Linked DNA regions of Mus musculus: region 1 is linked to region 2. Evidence: chromatin loops called from intact Hi-C (ENCODE). Cell type or tissue: gastrocnemius. All regions are shown on one strand. Region 1 overlaps Ppfia3 (protein tyrosine phosphatase, receptor type, f polypeptide (PTPRF), interacting protein (liprin), alpha 3). Region 2 overlaps Snrnp70 (small nuclear ribonucleoprotein 70 (U1)).

The links. Hi-C counts contacts between places; a loop is a spot of excess contacts. Peaks named below come from ENCODE experiments on the same cell type or tissue, not always from the same donor. Only the 100,000 strongest peaks of a DNase experiment are listed, where the experiment ranks them.
Region 1: a loop joins it to region 2, with 5 times the contacts of the local background. A loop is called at or near these places in 1 of 42 quality-filtered maps.

The regions. Positions count from the first base shown.
Region 1 is chr7:45,339,460-45,343,459 of GRCm38, reverse strand. Ppfia3 (protein tyrosine phosphatase, receptor type, f polypeptide (PTPRF), interacting protein (liprin), alpha 3) reads left to right here. Exons shown (of 30, transcript NM_029741.2): 24 at 959-1,134; 25 at 1,676-1,773; 26 at 2,216-2,391; 27 at 2,474-2,542; 28 at 2,714-2,885; 29 at 3,200-3,271; 30 at 3,443-4,000. The coding sequence ends at 3,258. Among named protein-coding and RNA genes, the nearest start is that of Hrc, 6.2 kb to the right of the region's middle. In gastrocnemius, CTCF peaks have their summits at 1,969 and 3,780; DNase peaks (open chromatin) are centred at 2,124, 2,626, 3,531, 3,775 and 1 more place; H3K4me3 peaks cover 1,883 bases; H3K27ac peaks cover 1,730 bases.
Region 2 is chr7:45,390,989-45,394,988 of GRCm38, reverse strand. It overlaps Snrnp70 (small nuclear ribonucleoprotein 70 (U1)), which reads left to right. Exons shown (of 10, transcript NM_009224.5): 2 at 174-330; 3 at 2,664-2,726; 4 at 2,856-2,910. The coding sequence starts at 184. Among named protein-coding and RNA genes, the nearest start is that of Snrnp70, 2.8 kb to the left of the region's middle. In gastrocnemius, no CTCF peak of the experiment used is centred here; no DNase peak of the experiment used is centred here; H3K4me3 peaks cover 1,699 bases; H3K27ac peaks cover 2,255 bases.

The DNA of each region.
Region 1 (4,000 bases), 52 kb after region 2:
TAAGTCCCTGCCCCGGAGGGGAAGGCTGCAGCGTGGAGCTCAGCTGTTCCTAGTTCTTGTGTTCATAGTGACTTAGTGTGTGTTGTGGGGGGTGGGGGGGACAACAAAGTGGAGGCCCTCAGTGTCTACCTCCAGCCTGGTGCACGGGCTATCATTCCATGCCTGTGGGTTGCTCGGAAGCTGGGGACTGTGGGATTGCTGAAGCCAGAAGGAACTGCCCGGTGATGTGAGGGTCTGCATTGAGAGATTGGGGAAGAGGGCTGCCTGCACCATTCAGGGGCTTGGCACAGTGTCAGCTGTGCTAGTTATGGTGGCCTCGAGGTGGGCCAGGCCAGTGCGAGGTGGGGAAGACACAATACACCGTGGCCTGGAGAAGAGAGACACAGGGTGCCTGACTTGAGCTTGCCAGGGGTGGAGGCACCCAGTTGAGCTTTGGTCTGTTTCCTTGCCCTAAAACTGCAAAAGGCTTGTCTCATAGCCATATCCTATACAGGACTGTTTGAACTAGTATTTTCCGTGTAGTGCAGCAGTGATGTCTGTGGGTGGCAAGAGAGCCACGCTGAAGCCCTGACGTTCTGGGTGTAGTCATGTTTGGGCGGAGTGGATGCGGACCTTCAGGGCTGGGGGTGGGGGCAGCTGGTGGAGCCCTTGCCTAGAATAGAGTCTTAGGTTCCAGCACCAGCCTGGAATATGGGGTACACATCTGTAACCCAGCACCCAAAAGGGTGGAGGCAGGGGGATCTAGAGTCGAAGGTCATTCTCAGCTTCACCCGAAGTTTGAAGCTAGCCTGGGCTACATGAGACCCTCATCTGGTCCAGCGTTCCCAGTGGTGGGGCCAGATTGTTCTGTGGTGGGGAGAGAACTAATTGGGATGGGGGCTGAATTATATCCTTTCCCTATACATATGGGAAGGGACAAGAGGGCCTGACCCCTTCCCTCACCTGCCCATGGCCCCAGATCCTGGCATATGGCGACATGAACCACGAGTGGGTGGGGAACGACTGGCTGCCCAGCCTTGGGCTGCCCCAGTACCGAAGCTACTTCATGGAGTCGCTAGTTGATGCGCGGATGTTGGACCATTTGAACAAGAAGGAACTGCGAGGCCAACTCAAGATGGTGGACAGCTTCCACAGGTGGGGGCTGCCTGGCCAATGAGAACAGCCCAAGGGGAAGAAGTCACACCCCTAGAGAGGCTTTGACCAATAGGAAGTCCCATCAAATTTTCTCTTGGTGCGCCTTGAACCAAAGATGGGTGGTTCATAGAAAAACCGATATCTGATGTGGTCCTGGTGATCTGCTACTGGGGGAGGCCGGAGGACTGCAAGTTTGAGGTTAGCTTGGGCTACAGAGTGAGTTTTAGTCCAGGAAGCGTTAAAAGATCTTGGAGAGAGAGGGAGACAGAGAGAGAAACAGTAACCAGTAGGCACTGGGGATTTGTGCCTTTGCCTAGTATGGATAACACACACACACACAGACACACAGACACACACAGACACACACAGACACACACACACACACACAGACACACACACACACACACACACACACACACACACACACACTCCCGGGAGGGAGGAAGGGAGGGAGGAAAGGAGGGAGGGAGGGAGTTCTATAAGAACAACAATAGTGGCCATGGGAAGACTCCTAGGTGATTCAGTTTCTCCCACTGCTCAGGGTTAGTCTGCACTATGGTATTATGTGCCTGAAGCGGCTCAACTATGACCGGAAGGACCTGGAGCGGAGGAGGGAAGAAAGCCAGACCCAAATCAGAGGTGAGGTCCCCCGGGGGCCATGTGGACGTGGAGAGACAAACTGGAAGATGGAAAGCCTGAGAAACCAAGAACTACTGGAAACAGGGTGGAACCACCCTGGGGGCGTGGCTAGATAATAAACTGAGTGTGATGTTATGTAGACTAGCTGGGCATGGCCACTGGGGCGCGCTATCACGCAAGGGGTGGAGCCGGAAATAGGGGCTTGGCTAAGAGAGAATATGAACCTGTTCTCTAGGAGGCGCTGTTCCCAGAAATATTGAGTAGAACCAGTGTGGAGAGTAGCTAGGGAGGGAAAAGGGAGTAACAAGCCTAGTTGGCCAGAAGATGAGGGATGGAGCCAGCATAGAGATTTAGCTAGGCATGGAAATGAGGGTGGAGTTAGGCCAATTTGGCAAGGCTGGCCGCTGGGAGGTGCACAGTTAAGAGTCCCTTTCTTCTCCAGACGTGATGGTGTGGTCCAACGAACGGGTCATGGGTTGGGTGTCTGGTCTTGGCCTGAAGGAATTTGCTACGAATCTCACGGAGAGTGGGGTGCACGGCGCACTGTTGGCTCTGGATGAAACCTTCGACTACTCCGATCTGGCCTTGCTTCTACAGATACCTACGCAGAATGCACAAGTGAGCTTTGGCTGGTCCTCAAACATGCTGGGCACCCCCACCTGTATGCTCCAACTAACCTCTTTCCCCTTTTCTTTTCCAGGCTCGGCAACTGCTGGAGAAAGAATTCAGTAACCTCATCTCCTTAGGCACAGACAGACGGCTGGATGAGGTGGGCGTGGCAATGAGGTCTAGTTTCCCAAGTTGCACTTACAGATCAGCGCTGAAGGGGTGGGGCTTGGCATTGCCAACCAATTGTGATTGGATGCTGAATTTAGCGAGGGTCACGATTAATGGGAACTTGTGCCCGCCTCCCTCACCTTGGCTCCTCTTGTACATCTAGGACAGTGCCAAGTCCTTCAGCCGCTCCCCATCCTGGAGGAAGATGTTCCGCGAGAAGGACCTCCGGGGTGTAACCCCCGATTCAGCCGAGATGTTACCCCCCAACTTTCGCTCAGCTGCCGCAGGAGCCCTAGGCTCTCCCGGGCTTCCTCTCCGCAAACTGCAGCCTGAAGGTAAGGGACTCTTAAAAGTAACAGTCCAGATCTTGTTCACCTTCCATCTATCTGGTCTAGCCTACCTGCCTGGGCTACAGGAGAGTTCAAGACAGTCAGGGCTGCTTAGTGAGATTGCTTCCAAAAGTAAAAAGAAGGCTGGACATGTAGCTCACTGGTGAAGGAACCGCCTAGAATCCCACAATGAGAAACTGTGGGTGTGTGGCTCAGTGGAGGGCTTTTGACTAGCAATTCCGTGGCCAATCTCCAGTATTGGGGGATTTCTTGGGGGAGACTAGGGTAGTTCCAGGTTAAAGCGCTGTTACTCTCTCCAGGCCAGACTTCTGGGAGTTCGCGAGCAGATGGTGTTTCGGTCCGGACTTACTCCTGCTAGTGTGCACCTCCAGGTGAGTACTCTGCTAGGTGATTTTGGGGGGTTCAGGGTGGTACAACGGGAACGCGGGATGGCGTGCCAGATGGTTCCCACTCTGTGAACTGTCTGACCTCAATGAAAGTGACCTCATTCTCACTCCTATGAAGACCCCTCCGAAGGCTGGGCCGTTTTCCCTCCTTTCCAGAGCATTGTCTAGCAGGAGACCGCCGTGAGGGAGCTCGCCCTACGGACTGCACCACCTATACATACCAGCCGGGTGTGCGTGTTCCCGCCTCCCAAATGGACTGGGCCTGGACCAAACCATAAGAAATGGACTGAAAGGGGGCAGCCGAAGAAGAGGACAGGAAGAAATCCCACCCCAAACTTCCGTCTCCCTTTTCTCAACTTTGTAATTTATTGATGATCCGTTTCGAATGGGAGTCAGGCGCCCTGCACCTGCGGAAAGGGGGCGGGGCTTCCCTCTCGGGCCGCATGCGGGGAGATGCCACCCCTCCCCTTTCTATTGCCCAGTCGCGGGGCCCAAGTCTTCCTTCTCCGTCCGCTAGGAGGGGAGGGGAGACTCGCTGCTACAAGCCTCGCCCCATTCCCCAGCCCCGTGCCACTCAGTCCTGCCCCGCTGCGTCTTGTCGCCAGTCCTCCGGGTCATCTGCAAGCGGGGTTCCCTGACCCTCCCCCCTGTCTCGTGTTCCCCGGGGCCTCCCCGCCCCCGTGCTATGGCGGTGTCTGTGCCCAAGGGTCAGGG
Region 2 (4,000 bases):
CTTACCAAGAGCTTTTCTTCAAGCAGATGTTGGTCACTCCCTTGACCAGGATAGCAGCATCCGTCTCCAAATCTCACACCTGTTTGTTTGTTTGTTTGTTTGTTTTGGGTGAAGGGGGCCTAAAAGAAAGCAGTGCTAAGTAAAGTATGCTAACATAACGTTTCTGGTCTTAGATTTGGCAAGATGACACAGTTTCTGCCTCCCAACCTTCTGGCCCTTTTTGCACCCCGAGATCCCATCCCATACCTGCCACCCCTGGAAAAGCTGCCACATGAAAAACACCATAACCAACCTTACTGTGGCATTGCACCATACATCCGAGAGTTTGAGGTGAGCATGTTGGGAGGGAGGGTTTAGCTCTGGATGGGGCAGGCTACCCTGAGGCATTCGGCTTCAAAACAGTTTTAGTTGTGTGGTTCACACATGTGGCTTTTACGTTTTCTGATCATGTTTTGTGCTTTTGTGTGCATTTTAATTTTTTTAATTATACTTTTGTATATGTGGGTGTATGTGCAAATCTGTGAATGTCGGAGGACAGCTTGAAAGAGGCCATTCTCTCCATCTTGTGGGTCCAAGAGATGAAGCCTAGGTTGTCAGGCGTGGCTGCAAGAGCCTTAGCCTGCAGAACCATAGTGCTAACCTCTTTTCGTTGAGTTTTGAGATACGGTTTTGCTGTGTAGCTTAGATCTTATGGCAGTCCTTTCTCAGTCATGTAAATGCTGCATGTAATGGGTGTGTGCTTCCAGGAGCGGCTCATTTCCTTGTAGGGTTAAGAATATCTTTTGTATGGATGTGGTAGTCCCTAGCCCAAGTGATTGGCCAAATTGGTTACATTGGCAATTGTGTCTCCACCCTGACTCCTAAGTCCCCAGACAGGGTTTCTCTGTGTAGCCCTGGCTGTTCTGGAACTCACTCTGTAGACCAGGCTGGCCTCAAACTCAAGAGATCTGCTTGCCTTTGCCTCTCCAGGGTTAGGTGATCCACCTCTGTCGATTTTGTTTTGTTTGTGGGTTGTTGTTGTTTTGACTCTTTGGCTGGGGGGTGGGGGGAATACATTCTTTCATGGTCTTGTAGATTTCTCCTTGTCACTAAGGCTAAACTTGAACTCTTGATGCTTACTGTACTCAAAGAGTTAGAATTATAAGTATCTGCCACTAACCCAGAAAACATAATGTTTAACGCATTGGTTAGGTTGGCCTTTAGCAAGAGGTAGCAGTAAGATGAAACCAGTAGAGAGCTGAGTCACAGAATTTATGTTAAAGGGTTTGGAATAAGGCAGTAAATATCAATGCTTGTCAATGTAGTTACTGTTTTTTTGTCTTTAAGAGGACAAGGTTGCGTAGACAATATGATTTAGCAGTAAAAGGTGATTGCTGCCAAGAAATCCGAGTTCTGTTCCTAGAATCCACAATATGGAAGGAGAGGGTATGCTCTAGCATGCTGTCCTCTGATCTCTATGTGCACAGTGATACGCACATACATCCTTAGCTAAATAAACAAACAGATAAATAAATAATGTAAAAGTAAGGTTATTTTTAGAAGAGGATAGTGTTTACTAGTGCTGAACACTATAGCATCTTGCAGTGCTCACAGCTGGGAGCTAGGGGTTTGGCTCTACTTGCTGAGTACATATGACTTAATCTGAGTCACTTGAGCTTCTTGGAGTCAGTTCTTTTATGCAGAAAGTTTGTCATGCCCACCTTCAGAGCAAACCTAAGGAATACTGCCATATAACCACAAGTCTTAGGAGGAACATTCTGATATTGAGTAGGAAAAGCAGAATTTACTAGATAACAGAAAGGTGATTCTTTAGTAATATTTGTCTGCCTACCTTGGTAAACCTCTACTTGAGAAATGTTATTATACAATAAATATTTAATTTAATGGATATAGCTCAGGGGTACCCTTTTTGCAGGTCATGTGCCAATTAGCATTTAATGATAGCCTGGAGAGGTATCATTTTATGACTTGCTATGTCTTTGCAGATTGTCTTGCTTTGGAGGTCTGCCCTGTCCACCATTATTTCAGGCATATTTCTAGCTTTTGGCTGTCTGTAAATCATATTTGGAACTGTGGAAAGTGACAGGATTCTTGGCTATGGAAGGAACTATGCAGCTTTGGTATTATATTTTACAGCTATGACATCTACATCATGTCAAATGGCTATAGGCATTTAGACTGATGTTCTTTTTTTTTTTTTTACCCTGTCCTGAGCTTGCTCTGTAGACCAGGCTGGACTCCCATTCAGAGATCAGCCTGCCAGTTCTCTCAAGTGCTGGTAAAGGTGTGTGCTACCATTGCCCAGAAATTGATGCTTTTGGTAAATACAAAGAAATTGTTTCTGTTTATTTTTTTTTTAAAGACCTTCAAAAATCAGACAGGTTTGTTTGTTTGTTGGTTTTTTAAAAATTATGCGTAGTAGACATAAAGTTACTTGGACTGGGCAGAAGTTTCTGAACACTGGAGGTGTCTCTGTGACTATGCCGCAGGTGTGCGGCAGCCTGGTCAGCATTGGTCCTTGGAGTATACCCAATCTGGACCACTCCTCCCCTTTATAGGGAACTTCTGGCATTTGTGTTGGGAAGGTGTATGAGAGAGTCTTTGTTGTGGTACGCCTTGCTATTCCATCAGCATTCCTTCCCTGTCACCTTTCTTGTTTCTAGGACCCTCGAGATGCTCCTCCTCCAACAAGAGCAGAAACCCGGGAAGAACGCATGGAGAGAAAGGTATGCTGTTTTTACCTCTGAGTCTTTTGGGTTGGCTTGTTGTATTTTTTTAGCTACTTTTTTCCAGATGGTCCCTGAAATGAAGATACTTCTGGGTACACTTACTTTACTTCTTTTTTCTACTGGCAGAGACGGGAAAAAATTGAACGGCGACAGCAGGAAGTGGAGACAGAGCTGAAAATGTGTAAGGTTCTCCCTCCTAGCAATCTTCCCCTTCAGTCTCATTTTCATCCTCTTCCCAGGTCACTTGTGGGGCTCTTCTCTTGGGAGCTTGAGAAGCAGAGTTGGGGTCACTTTCCTAGCAACCACTTGCACTGCACTTGGATTGGCCTTTGTGGGTTGTCCTGGTGATTTGTATTTTGATGTTAATTCTTTTTCCCCTACAAGCAATTGATCTCTTGTGAACCTTCTCCCCAGCTTTAACTAGTCAGTAAAGGCTAGAGCCTGTGATTGGGCAGTTGAGGAGAAAGGTGGGATGGGAGGTCTTTGACGGTGGGGGCAGGTAGAGAGGAAAAGAGGACGAGGACTGAAGAAGAGGAGGAAGCTATGATGGAGCAGAGCCATATATTGCCAGTAGTGAGGGGTCTTAAACCTGGGGAACAAGTTAGTGTAGTGTTAGGTCTGCCTGATCTAGGCTTATAGCTTATAATTATAAGAACTGGATTGTATACCAGCTTATTGGGGTCAGAAATTATAACAACACCAGGGTTTCCTTTTTACATTTTTTTTAAGATTTATTTATTTATTTATTTATTATATGTAAGTACACTGTAGCTGTCTTCAGACACTCCAGAAGAGGGCATCAGATTTCGTTACGGATGGTTGTGAGCCACCATGTGGTTGCTGGGATTTGAACTCTGGACCTTCAGAAGAGCAGTCGGCGCTCTTAACCACTGAGCCATCTCTCCAGCCCCCATTTCTTTCTTTAAAAAAAAAAAGATTTATTTATTTTATGTATACAGGTACACTGTATCTGTCTTCACACACCCCAGAAGAGTGTGTCAGAACTCATTACGGATGGTTGTGAGCCACCATGTGGTTACTGGGATTTGAACTCAAGACCTTCGGAAGAGCATTCAGTACTCTTACCTGTTGAACCATCTCTCCAGCCCCCCTTTTTACATTTCTTGTATGTTTTATTAATTTTTCTTATATATGTATGAGAGTATTAGAAAAGGGCATAGAATTCCCTGTAACTGCAGTTGGACAGTTATGACTTGTTTTGCAGCAGCTGGGAATCAAACTCCAGCCTTCTGGAAGAGCAACCAGTGCTC